2 separate regions of the Mus musculus genome follow, and region 1 is linked to region 2. Evidence: chromatin loops called from intact Hi-C (ENCODE). Cell type or tissue: heart. All regions are shown on one strand.

Region 1 (8,000 bases), 110 kb after region 2:
ACACAGAGCATCTTTGGGCAGGAGAAAGGGGGTAGGTGAAGGTTACCATGGAGAAAGGCATGACTTCAAGCCACTCAGATGGATAGATCCTACAGGTCAGAAGCTCTGAAGAGTATGGGTCCCTTGTGGCAGGCAGAGTCAAGATGTGCCTGGATCCTGGGGCCACATGAGACCCACTTGGCCCCGTCCACCTCCTGGCTCTTCGTGCCCTATCACTTCCTTGACCCTAACTGTCCTCCCCTGCTCCATCCCAGGGCTCCTCCACTTGTCACCTCCAGGGGTCCTCCTGACCATAGCTATAGTGCTTTTGGTCCTGCCAGTCACTCACTGTCACCCTCTTCTGGACTCTGTGCAGCAGCTTACCTGAGCTCTCTCTTTAGGAGCCTGGGGCCAGGTATAGTTCTCCTGCCACCAACTGGGTTAGGTAGATAGATGGTGTTCTAATTTCTTTTCTGTTGCTGAAATGAGAGAGAGAGAGAGAGAGAGAGAGGGAGAGAGAGAGAGAGAGAGAGAGAGAGAAGCAAAGGAAGAAACAAAGAAACAGAGAAAGAGACAAGAAAAAAGCCACCCTGACAAAAGCAACTTAGGGGAGGAAGGTCACAGTTCCAGGATTTGGTCCATCACAGCAGGGAATTCAAGACAGCAGGACCTGGAAGCAGCCACCCTCATCTACTATCAAGGGCAGAGAATGCATGCCTCCATCTGACTCACTTTCTCTTGTTTTATATAGTCCAGGACCCAAACCCAGGGAATAGTGCCACCCACTTTTAGGCTCAATTAATGTAATCAATACATGCCCTTATAGACATACATGGCCCCAGGTCAACCCGATCTAGACAGTCCTTTACTGAGACTCTCTTCCTAAATTACTCTAGATTGTATCACATTGACAGTTATCGCTAATCGTCACATTGGGATGGGTGGATGAATGAATGAATGAATGAATGAGTACACCAGCCTCAGCATAAACAATGGCCATTAGAAGAATCCCATGAGCCCCACAGCAGTTGCAGAGATACTGGCTCTAGGAGCCTATCAGTGACCTAGGAGTGATCCTGCTTTCAGGAATATAGTAGACATTTCAGAGGCAAGCAAGCCACTAACTTTCCTCAGGACCCACTTATCACTCACACTCAAAAGAGAGAGTGGAGAGCTATTGGCTTTGCCCTGGGTGAGGGGTTCCCAAGACTACCCACCCACAGCCTGGCTCTGAGGACTGAGCTCACTGAGGGTGTGGACCAGGGCCAGCCAGCTGGACCCACAGGCGACCACAAAGCAGTACTACCAATAGCTATAGCAACTGGTGGCCAGCCGTACCAATGGTTCTGAGGGTGACGGAGAAAGCAGCTTCAGGCTCAGCCTTGTACAAGGAACACTATCCTGACATTGCTAACACGACACCCTAGATGTTCCCCCAAGAGAACACAGCAGGGCCTATGATTATATACCTGCCTCCTGTTTGCATCCACATGAAAGACCTGGGCAACCTAGGGACACGGGTAGCCAGAAAGAAAGGACTACCTGACTTCTTCAGCACTTGGGAGGCAGGTGCGTAATGATTGGCTAAAAGCCCATAGCAAGACATCAGGGCCTCAGGGGCCCTGAGATGGCTTGGTTTGTACATTTGTGGAGCTGGGGCTTCTGTTAGTTCTAGCATTCCTTCATGTTGGCCTGTACTTAGATTGTCCAGTCCCGCAGTGCTCACGGCTCTCTAACAGACCCAGCCGCTGAATTGCACCACATCTTCTCAGTGCCGAGGTCTTATCTTTCCTCATTCTTCCCGAAGAGTCCTGTGAAAAAAATGTGATCTTGTCAAAGCAGCTCTTACATTCTCTGAATCTGCCTTTTAAGCTGCTAGAAAGCCAGCATCCCCTCCTCCCTGATGGAGTCTTCCAGGGAGGCCTCACTCACACTCTCCCTTGCCTTTTCTCCCTTGCTCTGTGGCAGGGCTCTTGGGTCTGCACCATGACTGGCCAGCTGACAGCCATCTCCCTGACCTGGGTGATGCTAGAGCTCTGCCTAGCACTATCCAGCTCTGCCCAGCGCTGCCCAGCTCTACCCAGCGCTGCCCAGCTCTACCCAGTGCTGCCCAGCTCCGCCCATGCCCACACACCCTCACCTAGATGGAATCATAGAATCCGGCCATGCTTCTTCTCCCGAGGTCAGCTTCACTAGGATGCTGAGGATTCAAGCCACTGTTGTTTGGCCTCCCTCCTTTTCAAGGCTTCTGCCTCGTCCTGTTCCTGCCTCAGGCGCCCAGTTTTGTATACTGGGAGCACTGCTCAGACCCCTGGCTTCCACTTCCTCACAGTCTAAGCCACTGAATCAAGTAAGTCCTCTACTGGGTTCTGTACCTGCTCCAGGTTGGCTGTATGACTGAGAGCAGATCCCCCCCCACTAGGTTTTGTTTCAAAACACATACCATGTATGTTTGACCCAGATCCAATCATGTCTTGAAATGGTTGAGCAAATCTCAGGGACTATGGCCTTTCGTTGCCCTGGGCTGGTCAGTCTGGAAATGCTAGTGCTGACGAATAGCAAGCAGTATGACAACTCTCACCATTGACCTTTGCACCCCCAAACAAGATGGAACCTCGTCGAGAGAGTTGCTATCTAAACTCTCCACCCTGCGGCTGCCTGGGGAGCTCAGGGGTCCTGGGGTTCCCCATCCATGGGACAGGACATAGCATGTAGTATGTGAGGAAGAAGCAGAGCTACGGGCACCATGCCAGATGCACAAATTATACACATACCCCTTACACTCCCAAACATATCCCTAGCACACTCTGATGAACATTGTCAGGGACATGACACAGCCCAGACATACTTGTAAATATGTTACACACACACACACCCACACACACACTTAAACGCATATACATATGTTTTCATACTCACACCAAGTTCCACATCCCCCACTGATTTACTCACAACTGTGTTATAGCACCTTTTATACACACTCACACATACACACACTCCTATATACCATATAAACACAGCATCGAATATATCCCTCATGCCATAGGCATACCACATGCACAGGTACATGTGTGCACATGTATGCACACACACACACACCCTGGACAGAGCCAGTCACTGCCTGGAGTTGTCAGTGGGTTGATTCTCAGGGACTATGGCTGGCAGCTGCAGGCTGCTATAAGCACAAGACAGGTTGGGGTAGGCCAGGCATACTATAGACATACTGGCCAAGCCACTCTCCAGTTCCTGCCAAAGCTGTGACTTCTGGTGCCAAGGGAGTGGGCCTTTACAGCTGACCTAAAAGTGTGATGTCCAGAACTATTCATGGCCACTGAGCCAGAGGAACAGCTATGTGACCACACCACATTCTTCCTGATGGGCCTGTCTGGGACTGCCTGTTCAGCACCTTCCTTGCCCTGCGGGGCCAGGTGCAGAACTCAATAAACACAGCCAAAGCCCTGGGCAGTAGCAGCTATGCATAAGCAAGTCTGTAGAGTGCTGGGATCTGCGTAGGCAGCCCCTTACTAGAGCAAGGAATGCAAGACTTTCTTATGGAGACCAGTCTGACCTTCCCAGGACACTCCAGGGAGCCCAAGTCAGAGCCCAGGGTCCTTACCCAGGCTAGCCTGAGCTAGCTAGGGAAGCCCTTGGAAACAACCAGATGGAGAGGCTATGATTCATCTGTGTTCGTCAGAGGAAAAACTGTGGCATGGGGCAACAGAAACACAGATCCTAAGCCTTTGCATTGGCCAATGTCACGGGTGCCCCTTCTAACTCAGACAGCTGAGGCCCTCATCAGCACATGTCCCCTTGGACCGAAGCTCTTGGAGCACCTCAGCTCCAGGGAAAACTAGAGTCCTGTTCCCTGAGTCTTGAAAGCTCCCAAGCACCTAGCTTTGGAATTTGCCCTGTCACTGCCTCCCTGGGAGCTCAGAGGCCATGGGAGAGAAGGGGGAGGAGGGGTGGGGGGGTGTTTGAGGGTGCTCACTCAACAGCTGGTCCTAGTGGCCCTGCCTTGCTGCAGCAGAGTGTGCCTGGCCAGGTCCTCTGTCCAGGGAACAAAGTACACAGGCACACAGCTAAGCCCCAGCCCCAGGGGCGGAGCAACACAGTGATCAGGGAGGAGAGTTACAAGCTGGTGACATTGTGATATAACTGATCATTGCTAACTGAGTCTCATTTGGCTTTACTGTATCACTCATGTAATCCATCCCCCATCCCCACCCCCAACACACGCGAACTTGAATGCGCACACGCGTGTGCGCACACACGTACACACAGACACACTCCCATCAGCTTGTTTACTCCAGATGGGGGTGTCTCAGGTAAGGAGCCATCTGCAGTATAAGAAGCCCTGGGGACTTTTCCATAAGTCCCATCGTTCCTGGCTCAGAGTAACACCCTATTCACATCTTTAGGGGACCAAGCTACTTTGTGAGCCAGGTGTCTGCTCCATAGGCTCACCTTTTACATCTCCACAGAGTCCACAAATGTCATTGACACCACAATTCTGAGATGACTTCCGGGCTAGAGAATGGGCATCTTGGAAGCAGCTCTCCTCTGTCCCCAACCCACCTACGCTGGGTCCCAGACTCTAAGTTGGGGTCCATTCAATGACAGGGCCAAGTGAGCACCTCGCTTGCCTCTCCCAGTGTCTGCCAGGCGATGGTTGCCAGGCTAAAAAAAGCAACATTGTTCAGCGGCGTGGCTTTGACGTCTCTGCCTGCCAGTTCGTTCCAGATGACAAGTCCACACAGGCTTTGCTCCTCACTCAGTCCCCAGGCGCACACCCACATTCAGAGGGGCCTGTACACCCTCGGGCAGTCACGTAAGGAGACAGAGCCACTGCTGAGCCTGCCTGGGAAGTCCAGGGCCAGATCCCCAGGGGCCCCGAGGAATGCTCCCTCTGAGGAGAAGTGTCGGGGACAGCTTCCTGTGGGACTCATGCTGCCGCCTCCCTTTCGTGGGCAAGCAGGCCTCTGCGCTGGAATGTGGAGGGTGGTTTCTATGTAGAAATAGTATGGGGGAGGGTACAAGTGACGCTGGATACGTGCAGAGGCTCAGGGGATCCGGCTAAGAGGTTGTCCTGGGGTCACTTGCAGGGCTACTCCTTTGGGCAAAGCTCCCTCCAGAGGGTTCACATCCAGCCTCTCATGTCCTCCTGAGGGCCAGCTCCCCCATTCTTGTCCTTATTGCTTACTGCATCCTGGGGACACCACAGCCAGAAGAGTCTGGTTCCACTACTTCTGAACAGCTTCGGGAGGACAGGAAGGACACCGCCCACTTAGGGTACCAACAGGTGGACTATCAGTGTGCCCCCAGAGTATTTATGCAAATCTGTTTCCTATCCTAGCAGGAAGGAGGATGGGGGAGGGGCAGCGACATGTTGGACACATCACTCACGCCTGAGGTGGCTTGGGAGCTTTAAAGAGCTGAATCAAATCCAGTAGGTTCAGGACAGTGTCCACAGGTCAAGGACCAACCAGTCAACAGGATGTGGAAAGCAAAGAAGACAGCCCTATGAGAGGACACTGTGAGAGCCACCAGGAGCATGAGATTTACCATATGGCTACAGAGGACTGAGGTCCATCCAGGGAGCCCCCCATTGCAAAGATGCAACTTTGGCTAGACCTCATCTTGAGCTTCTACTAGCCTGAGAGGTTGCTGGGGCCAAACAAAGCCTCTTAAGGATCATTGCATGTGACAGAAAGCATCCACAGGTATCAATCACTCCCTGCCCACAACAACTGCCACTCAAACACTCTGGAAGACCCTTCTCCATCCAGGAGAATGGAATCACCCCTTCCACTCCCCAGAGCCTCCCAAATGCCCTGCCAGGGTGAACTTTACCTGACCCTTTTGGCCAAGGTACCAACAGGTGGGACCAAGGGGACCGGATTGTCACATCTGCACTGGGTGGAGCATGCACGGCTACCCTGCACCTGGAGAAGATGAGTCACTGTCACAGAGGAAATAGTGCCCTTCCCAATTTTCCTGCACAAGACCTAGCCAGTCAGGAGTTCAGAGTAGAGAAGGAAGGGGGCGGGGGCTCACAAGCTCCTACCTGTGACTGAGGGGCTGTTGACCGCCACTGATGACCACTGGGGAAGGGAGAGTCACTATTCTTCAGGAGTGTGGCCCTTTTAGGTCAACCTCTCTGCAGGGGCTGCTAGTCCCACCTTCAATCTTACAGGTGGAGCACTAAGTGAATTAGGTGAGTGTCTTAGGATTCCTGTTGCTGTGCTGAAACACCATAATCAAACTTTGGGGAGGAAAAGGGTTATTTCAGCTTACACTTCCATGTTGCTTTTCATCATTGGAGGAAGTCACGACAGGAAGCAGGAGCTGATGCTGAGGCCATGGAAGGATGCTGCTTACTGGCTTGCTCCCCATGGTTTGCTCAGCCTGCTTTCTTATAAATTTAGGACCATCAGCTCAGGGATGGCCCCACCCACAATGGGCTGGGCCCACCCCCATCAATCACTAAGAAAATGCCCTACAGCTGGATCTTATAGGGGTATTTCTCAATTGAGATTACCTGCTTCCAGATGACTCCAGCTGTGTCAAGTTGACATAAGACCAGCCATGACAGTTGAGTTATAGAAGGAAAGAGAGAAAAGAAAGTTGAAGGTGTAGGAACAGATCTGGAGGGGTGAACTTAGGGATGAATAGGATCAAAGCATACGGTGTTCGTGTGTACAAAACCCAAAGAATTAACAAAAAAATATTTTAATTATTCATTTTAAAATTGATATTTAAAAAAAAAAACAGAGAAAAGGGCTGGGCGTGGTGGCACACGCCTTTAATCCCAGCACTTGGGAGGCAGAGGCAGGTGAATTTCTGAGTTCGAGGCCAGCCTGGTCTACAGAGTGAGTTCCAGGACAGCCAGGGCTACACAGAAAAACCCTGTCCTGTAAAACAAAAACAAAAACAACAACAACAACAAAAACAGAGAAAAGGGGTGAAAGGGAAGAGGCTGCCAGTGAATTCCAGGTAGTGGGCACCCAGAGGTTCCAGGGGTAGGTTAATGAAGTAGGAGAGACACAATGAGGCACACCCGTTTAGACACTATGTCATTATCCTGCATCTGGCTCTGACTGCCCTCTTCCCCATTCCAGTCATGTGAAAACAAAAACCTTACATTATATCTACATTGTTTAACTTTTCATTTTTTCTTCTATTTTTTTCCCTATAGCCCTGGGGTTCTGACTCAAGGCCTCAGTCAAGCGCTGAACCACAACTGTGTGCTGCGAGCATTTGAACATGCAGAGACCCATGCCCATTTGTGTGCATTTAAAGGATACGGTAAGAAGTCTGGTAGTTTGAATATGATTGACCTAAGGAGGGGCTCTATTAGGCGGTGTGGCCTTGTCGGAGTGGGTGTGGCCTTGTTGGAGAAAGTGTGTCACTGTGGGTGTGGGTAATGAGACCCTCCTCCTAACCATGTGGGAGCCAGTCTTCTAGCAGCCTTCAGATGAAGAGGTAGAACTCTCAGCTCCTCCTGCACCATGCCTGCCTGAACACTGCCATGCTTCCACCTTGATGATAATGGACTGAACCTCTGAACCTGTAAGCTAGCCCCAATTAAATGTTGTCTTATAAGAGTTGCTTTGGCCATGGCGTCTGTTCACAGCAATGGAAACCTAAGACAGATATCTTCCTCTATTGTTTTCAATCTTACTGCCTTGAGCCAGGGTTTCTTACTAAACTAGCAGCTCACCGTTTTGTCTAAGCTTTTTGATTAGTGTGTTGGGATCTGCCTGTCTCCGTGCTCCCTGAGCACTGGGGTTACAGGCATATACAACCAAGACCAACTTCTTATTTGAGTGTTGGGGATTTCAACTCAGTCCTCGTGATCTCAAAGCAAGTATGCCTACCTACTGAGCAACCTCTCTAGGCCCTTTCTCTGATAGGCTAGACTACTATCGGCTGGCCTTGCTGGTAGCCTTTGGTGAGCCAGGGCTGACTCACCTATTGTCCATGTCCTAGTTAGATTTCCATTGCTGTGGTGAAACACTATG
Region 2 (8,000 bases):
TCTCTCATGGATGCAGCCTAGATTTTAATTTCTATATGTGAATACACACACACACACACACACACACACACACACACACAGGTATTCAAACTAGAGAGAGGAAGTGGTGTCTTCTGGGAAGGTTGGGGGTGGGGAGACGACTGTAAGCCAATACTGAGATTTGAAAGAGGAAAAAAGCCATGTGGAGGGAAGGGGGAAGGGGAGAAGGAGAGGAGAGAGAATAAACAAGCTGGTGTATAAAACTCTTATGGTGAAGCCTATTACTCTATGTGCTAATGTAAAAAAAAAAGAGAGAGAAATAAAACTTAAAAGACCCAAAAGCTGAAATCTTAATTAACGAATACTTTTCCCATTACAAACAGGAAGCCTGGTGCTCTGTAACCAGGGCTAGCTGGCCATAGGTAAACACATATCGACTGGTATGTGCACAGGTGCTTCTCCATCTGTTTTGTCTTGGGCCACCTCTCCAGAACCCAGACACCTCCCATTTGTGTCCCGTCCCATGTCTCCAGAATTCCCACTTCTCTCAGCTGGGAGCCTAGGGGCCTGGCTTGTTTTGTTGATTTGTTGCTCTGATAAGTGGTTCCTGCTGGCTGATCTGGTCACTGTCCTGGGAGGCGGATGTCCCTGCCCAGGCATACTCTAACAACAGCGGCATTCTAGGGCAGGTGCCTCTGGGTAGGTGGGATGCTATCAAGGGCAAGGCTAGGCAGCCTTTGGGTAGACTTGCTCACTAAGCTCCTGGCCCATGACTGGGGATTCCTCAGTCTTAGGCCTCCTTTCTGCTGTCATTCTAAACCTGGGCTGTGACTCTGCCTCAGCACACAGCAGCTTGTCACAGTTCAGAAGTAAGGTGGACCCAAATAGAACAAGGTAAGTGACCAGGCTGGGGCAGCCCACTTTTCCTGACTGCCTCAGGAGCCACCAGGCAGAAGCTGTGCAAAACATGAAACCAAGAGAGACTCAGCCAGAAGGGGAAGGGGCCCTTTGGTACTAAGTGGAGTGGGCCAAGAAAGAAGGGTGTCTTGTTCAACTCTCAATGATACAGGAAGCCACCCTTCTCCTCAGAGGAACACCAAGGTCCTCACAGCTCAGGGTAGCAGGCCCATTTCTCGGAGCTGGTGTAGAACTCCAGGCTCTGTGCGTGTCGATTTAGGTCGGGAAGGTAGGGCCGTGGCATGGCCTGCATAGTCATGTACAGCTGAAGAGCTCCGGCCCAGCAGATAGGACTTCCAACTTCATGGTCCAAGCAAGAAAACCAGCCTCCAGGACCATCACACTCCCAGGACAGGTGTGATGGGAAACAGAGTGGTTCTCATTTGCCAGTCAGAGTACTGTGTCACCAAGTCACCTCACTGGCACAATCTAGTGCCCCTCCCCTGATCTAGGTGAGGAATCCCTGAGTCATTTGCTCATGTCTCCAAAAGCAGCGCATGCCTGGTGCTCTCTTCCTCCTCAAGTGCCAAAACATTACCACAGAACACAACAAAAAACAAGGTGCTGGAAGAAATAGTTTCCAGGGATCAATGACACAGAACCACTTGGGGAAGACAGGATTTCAAGAGAGTGCCAGGTACCAGCCCCACTCTCTGCCTCTATGGACACAGCAAGCTCCTCCTCTAGGATCTGGGAGGAACAGATATGGTCACTGCTGGCACAGGACAGCTATTGGAAGCAGATGCTCAGGAGGGGCCAGACACTTGCCTGGATCCGGGTTTGCCTCCGGACAGCATCCTCCACTAGGTCTGGGCCCCAAGCTTTTTGTGTTGCCTTGAGGACATGACTGAGGTATGGTTGAGGGGAATTTTTTTGTTTTTGTTTTTATTGTAGTCATGAGGGAGAGAACCACCAGAGGCCTCTGGAAGGGTCCAGATGGAACATGGTCAGAACAATAGACTGGACCATGAGAGGAGAGAGACAAATGGGGAGCAAGAGGATAAAGAAGAGAGAGGGAGACAAAGAAGACCAAGATGACAAAGACCGAGAGGGGGCAGGGGAAGAGAGAGAAAGAGACCAAAGAAGAACCAAGAGAGTCAGTCCATGGCCAAAATGGTTAGCTTACATAAGAATAAGGCGGCTGAGAGGAGCCAGGCACTTTAGATGCTGAGACATACTAACGCAAGTGTCAGCCCTGACAGGTTAATAGGCACCTCAGCCATTTGTCCTTTGGAACCTCACACTGATGACATGCTTGCGAAGAACACCTCAGACCTTTTGGGAAGGCTCTGGCTAGACCGAGGCCAGTGGGTGGACAGGCTGGGAAAGGATGGGGGCCCATGAGGTAAGAACAAGGGGTTTCCTACCCTCTGTGCAGCTCTCCTGGGAACAGGGAGAGATGTTAGGACGCCCAGGGGTGAGGGGAACAGCAGTAAGCTGTTCAGATAGGAGAGACTAAATAACTGCCCCAAACCTTGATTTATGAACCTGGGACAAACCAGGGGGAGCATGTTGGAAGACTAAGGGGCCCTGAGATGGCTACTGTCCTTGAATGTCCTTCAAAACACACGGACCGGGAAAGGCAGGGCTGCAACTGGTACGATCCTTGTGGGAGTAATGTACAGTAGCAGTAGTACATGGCTGGCCCCTGCGAGCCCTATCTCAGGCCAGCCTACCACCCGCCTCTACCCAGGAAGTCTTCCTCCGTTGAGGAATGAATTCTGATGAATTCTGAATCAATTGTGATTAATCAATCCACCCGGTGCTAGTTTTTCTCTCACACAGGAAGCCACGAGGAAGAGAGACACAGAAGTTTAGCTCCAAACCGCCACCTTCCTAGCCTTTGGAGAATCGTCTGTCCCCTTTCTCGTCTGCCCTTAAGAACACATCTTACTTTCTGATGAGGTGTGAGGGAACACAAACAGAAGGAGTCACACACATGCCATTTCCACTCTCTCCACACTCCGTCTCCCCTTTAATGGGCCCTGCTTCCGGCAGGCACTCTCAGGGTCAGTTCCAAGGTCCCAGCCGCCCTGTGTCCTATCTGTTGTCTGGAAGCAGCTTGGGGACAGACAGGGTGGGCCAATTGGCAGACAGCAAGAAAATGGGCAAAGTGCCCAGTCCTCCAAGGGCCCCACCTATCAGCCCTGAGTAGTGGCTGGGTCCTTTTGCAGCCCGTGTCTAAAGCACGCGTCCTATTCAGCTGTCCCAGGACACCACTGCTGGACCAGGCGGCCCTTGAAGCAGGAGGCTTTGGGAAAATGAGTCGCGTTTTCCTGCTTTAACTTTCCAACTTGCTGAATATTTAGAGGTTTTCTCTCTCTCCTCTCTCCTCCCCCCCCCCCTCTCTCTTTCTATAACAAAAGTAAGTGGCGTTCAACTAACCAACACTTTCCTAGAGCCAGGCATTCTTGCAGCTGGCCGGCCCTCTCAGGGATGAAGTGAGGGTCAAGGGGCAGCCACTGCTGGCGGCACATCGAGTGCCCAGCATAGCAGACTGATCAGTCTAGGGCCATCAGCCCCAGAGTCCCACGCCGAAAATCCCGCAGCTCTATTCCACCCTGCTGAGTCCGAAGCGAGCACTGAGCACCCAAAGGGCACCGTACCCACCATGAAGCCCCTGGAAGTGGTCCTAAAGCAGGCTCGGTCTCCTAGTCGGGGGCGGGGGTGGGGTGGGGGGGTGGGCTACAGCAGTGTCGCCCATGCCCGGCAGGGGGCGCCAGCAGTCTCGGGCGGTTGCTGAGCCGGGCCCCTGACGTCACCGCCCGCGGTCGCCATGGCGACGGCCTCACCAGCGCGCGCGTCAGAGCCTCCAGTCTCTTGGCAACCGCCCGATCTCCGCTCCCCCTCGGCAGGCACCGGGCCGCGCGTCGCTCTGGCGTCAAAACGACGTCAATGGGCTGTGCCTGCCGCGGGGGGCGGGGCGAGGCGGGGCTTGTGCGGGGCGGGGCCGGGGCGGGGCGGGGCGTTGCCGCGTGCGGCCGGCGGCGGCGGGGCGCTGACATGCGGCGAGGCCCGGGCGGTGGCGGCAGCGTTGGCGGCGGCGGCGCGAACGGCGGGCACCGGAGCAGAGCTAGCAGCCGAGCGGGTGGCATCCCGGGTCGGGCTCACGGAGGGCGGCGGAGGTGAGCAATGGCGCGGGTTCGGGTCTCCGAAACCCGCAGGTGCGCGCCTGGGGTCGCGGGCAGGACTCCAGCCCGGCGGGCTCCCTATTGTTGCGGGTCGGCGCCCGGAGGCGGGTCTGCGAGCGCCCGGTTGTGGAGCCTGTCCTGAGGAGCCGAGCGTTGGCACTGGTGGACGGGAGCGCGGTGAAAACCCGGGACCGTAGGGTGTCCAGGAGCTGGCTTGGGGTCGACTGCGGGTGGACTGCTGGCGCGCGCGCCCGGCCGGGACCGGAGGTCGGGGGGCGCGTGCGTGGGGGCTCGCACTGAGGGAACCTGGGATCGAGGGGGCGCGCGCGTGGGGGCGCAGGCTGGGGGTTCGGGATAGAGGAGTGTGTGCGTGGGGACTTTAGCCGAGGAGATACTGTATCAAGGAATGAGCGAGTGGGGGTGTGAGCTGCGAACCTGGGTCGGGGCCACACTAGGAGCCTGGGGCTGGAGGAACAGAGGGTTGAGGACGCACGCGTGGTGGCCTGGCGGACACAGTTTCAGTGGCCGGGTTTGGCGGGGAATGGGATCGGGACCGAGCCGGAGTCGGTCGGTGCTGAGCGCACTCCTCGCTGACCCGCAGGTGCGGCCCGAAGCCATGGTGATCATGTCGGAGTTCAGTGCGGTCCCCTCAGGCACTGGCCAGGGCCAGCAGAAGCCCCTCCGGGTGGGCTTTTACGACGTGGAACGGACCCTGGGCAAAGGCAATTTTGCAGTGGTTAAGCTGGCGCGGCACCGAGTCACCAAAACGCAGGTGCGCGCGCGTGTTGTGTGTGTGTGTGGGGGGGGGACTAAACCAGGGGGTGGATCCAGCCAGGGGGTGGCCCCCTGTGCTGATTCAGTCCTGTGGAGTTGATTGTCACAATTGTAAACGATGACATTGTTTAGTCTGGTAAAGGGGGAAAAAAGCTTTGTATTATGCTTCTACATAATTTGTACAATTACTAGGGAAGAGCAAAGATAATAATGACCAGCAACCGCCCCCTTCCGAGAGAGAGAGAGAGAGAGAGAGAGAGAGAGAGAGAGAGAGAGAGAGAGAGAGAGAGAGAGAGGGAGAGAGAGAGAGAAATAGAGAGGGGGGAACACAACAGAAGTGAGCAGCTCCTTGTAATAAAGCTAGCTGAAAAATACAGAGGCTTTAATTTAACTTCTATCCCTTTAAAAAATGTTAGTGGCTTCTTTTAATTTTTTCCCCCAACTTCTTGTGACCTCTTGAAGACATCAAATGTTTGAGAAATTCATTTGTCCAAAAAAAAAGTACAAATGAAGTAATGAGGTTACTTGAAGTTTTTCCCCCCCTTTTTTTCTTTTTAAAATCTGTAGGTTGCAATAAAAATAATTGACAAGACACGGTTAGATTCTAGCAATCTGGAGAAGATCTACCGGGAGGTCCAGCTCATGAAACTTTTGAACCACCCAAATATCATCAAGCTTTATCAGGTGAGCCGAAGGACCCTCGCCGCACCGTGAGCACATCCATCCTTCCACATGTCACACCCTGAGCCTTCTTGGGTCCCTGAAGGTAGTCAGCGTTTCTAAGGCTGTGTGGGAACTGAACACAGAGTACAAAGTAACTAGGTTGACCTTCACTGGGCTCTGCAGCTTTATTGACTGTTAGTCTCTTGCTCTGGGTTCTACTTGATTTTTGCCTCGTTCCAATTTTATCTAGTATTGTAATGTGTTCCAGTTTTGCACATGTTGAAGTCCGTTGTTGAAGTCCTGTCACTGTGAGGATAGCCATATGTATGTACGGTCAGGCTTGAGTGAAGGACAAACTTGAGCGAAACTGGAAACTTCCGCCTTTGCAGAGGATTGCTAAACGTTTAAAAAGCAGCTGTTCTTTCCCAGGTCTCCTTAAAGTGTCTTGGGGTGCAGTAGCCCTCGTCTCCCGAGTGTAGCCCGGAGTGCTGGGGGAAGCAAGGGAGATACTTCAGCCCTATGAACTTGCCATTTAAGCTGGGCTGAGGACATGCCGCACCCGTTTCTGTCTTTTGTTTCCTGACGGTCTTCCTCAATCTGCCTTGTGATAACTGGCCACTTCTGCTGCCGTGAAATAGCTCAATGTATAGAGGAGCCAGCCCTCGTGGTGTTGTTATTGTTGTATCTGCTTGTGTTGGTGTGTAAGTCCTGTCAGTGACTCTCAGGATCCTCATGAGCCTGAGGTGACTCCAAGGGACAGTTGGAAAAGCTGTGTTTATGGTTCAGGAGGGGAAAGAACTGTAATTTAAAATTACCCTGGCCAGTCCTTCTCAGAACAAAGGCAGACAAGTCTCCGGAGTTTGTGTTTGGCCTGTGGTGACGGCTCCCTCGGAATCTCTTAAGCACAGAGCCTAGGGCTGTGCACTCAGGGGTTGTCCATTATTTCAATCTTCATCTCTAAGTTGTACTCGAAGACAGGTTTCCTCCGGGGCCAGTGCTTGAGAGAGGGGGCTGGGAAGGGTAGACTCCTATGCTCCTGTCTGTTTGTGGACGCCAGTCTATGCTGTCTTAGCACCCTCTTCCTGCCTTCCACTTGCCCACCGGGTTAGGTAGGCTCTTACCACTGAGGAAATGTTACCCGGGCGATGGATGTCAGAGTGGATATTTTAGCTCCTGTCTTCAGTGACTCAGCTTTCACGATTGAGTGGGCTGCTGAAGCCAACTGGTACTCTGGTCTTGATACTGGTGTCTAGCATTCATTCACCTGACCTCTGACCCCAGAGTCCTGCTGAGGCATCCCGTTCTCTCCTTTGGGTGGGGGTGGGGAGTGTTTGTCTGGTTGCGGCTGTTGAGATAGGGTCTTGCAATGTAGCTAGCTGCTCTAGCTGGCCCTGGTGCTCTCTGTGTCCTGATGGCCTTAGACTTGGGGCAGTCTCCTGCTGTAGTCTCTGATGACAGATGTATATCAACACAGTTGGTTTATTTTGGGTCTTGAAACGTTAAAAGATATAGACGCTAAGTTTGTTTTCCTTCTCCCTTTCTTCTGTGTAGAAAAGGCCTAAGCAGAGGTCTTCTGCTGCACTGTGGGGAGGGGGACAATGGCTGAAATTTTAGCTGAATTGCTACGGTTTTTAATAACACATTTCTTAGTAAAATTTATGACTCAAAAAGCGTCTTTAAAGTATCTTCTAAAGGAATAACAGCATGTCTTAAACCCAAAGAAATCTTTCTTTCTATTGCAATACAGTCTCTTTCTCTCCCTGAGATGTTTTCTTCCTTTATTTGTTGTATTGGGACAGTTTCACTACGTAGACTGACTGGGCTAGGACTTGCTATGTAGACCAGGCTGGCCTTGAACTTCCGGTAATTTTGCCTCTGCCTCCAGAGTGCTGGGATTACTGGTGTATGCCACCATACCTGGCTCCCCTGGAATATTTAACCTATGCGTATGCATAAGTGTAATTTTGATTTGTTTCAGAACCAAAAAAAAAAAAAAAAAAAAACCCAAAACCCTGAATCTTTGTTGCTTAGTTATGGTTTAATTTTTTTTTTAAAGTAACAAAGTTGCCGATCAATAAATGAACTCTGAAGGTGTATGTTGACATTGACCATTTCTGTTGACACATGCCAGGCGCTGCACTGTACAAAGAGCAATCCCCTGTAGCTTACCTGGCAAGGCTTTAATGTCTTGCTCTTAAGGTGTTCTTAAGGCCTAATGTCTTGTCAGTAGAGGGAGTGGGGGTGGGGTACTTGTATTGATCACTCAGTCTGCTATGGTTTTTGTCCATGGGGCTTCTAAAAGGACCTTCCCAGGATTCTAGCACTCATGGCCCCCTGAGCTCCCAGGAGGCAGGCACGCCAAGTGCTTGCCCTGTGCAGTCTTGTTAGTGGCTCTGTCCCCTTTAAGAGGAGGGGTTGTGAGGATGGTGGGCCAGAGGGGCTTCTCCCAAGGTGTTTAAAGTTGCTTCTCTGGGTTGTGGGATTTTTTTTCCCCTT

The links. A loop is a pair of places that touch in the nucleus more often than their neighbours do. Peaks named below come from ENCODE experiments on the same cell type or tissue, not always from the same donor. Only the 100,000 strongest peaks of a DNase experiment are listed, where the experiment ranks them.
Region 1: a loop joins it to region 2, with 2.4 times the contacts of the local background. A loop is called at or near these places in 5 of 42 quality-filtered maps.

What each region holds. Positions count from the first base shown.
Region 1 is chr17:31,743,747-31,751,746 of GRCm38, reverse strand. Gm30316 (a long non-coding RNA gene) reads right to left here. Exons shown (of 5, transcript XR_003952224.1): 3 at 6,518-6,537; 4 at 5,830-5,921; 5 at 1-1,790. Among named protein-coding and RNA genes, the nearest start is that of Gm30316, 12 kb to the right of the region's middle. In heart, a CTCF peak has its summit at 276; DNase peaks (open chromatin) are centred at 4,036, 4,796 and 5,376; H3K4me3 peaks cover 1,256 bases; H3K27ac peaks cover 5,151 bases; H3K27me3 peaks cover 137 bases.
Region 2 is chr17:31,851,733-31,859,732 of GRCm38, reverse strand. It overlaps Sik1 (salt inducible kinase 1), which reads left to right and starts at 3,929. Exons shown (of 14, transcript NM_010831.3): 1 at 3,929-4,061; 2 at 4,669-4,839; 3 at 5,409-5,525. The coding sequence starts at 4,684. In heart, CTCF peaks have their summits at 2,841 and 3,671 (motif pointing right); DNase peaks (open chromatin) are centred at 1,522, 3,032, 3,762, 5,932 and 3 weaker places; H3K4me3 peaks cover 5,035 bases; H3K27ac peaks cover 6,381 bases.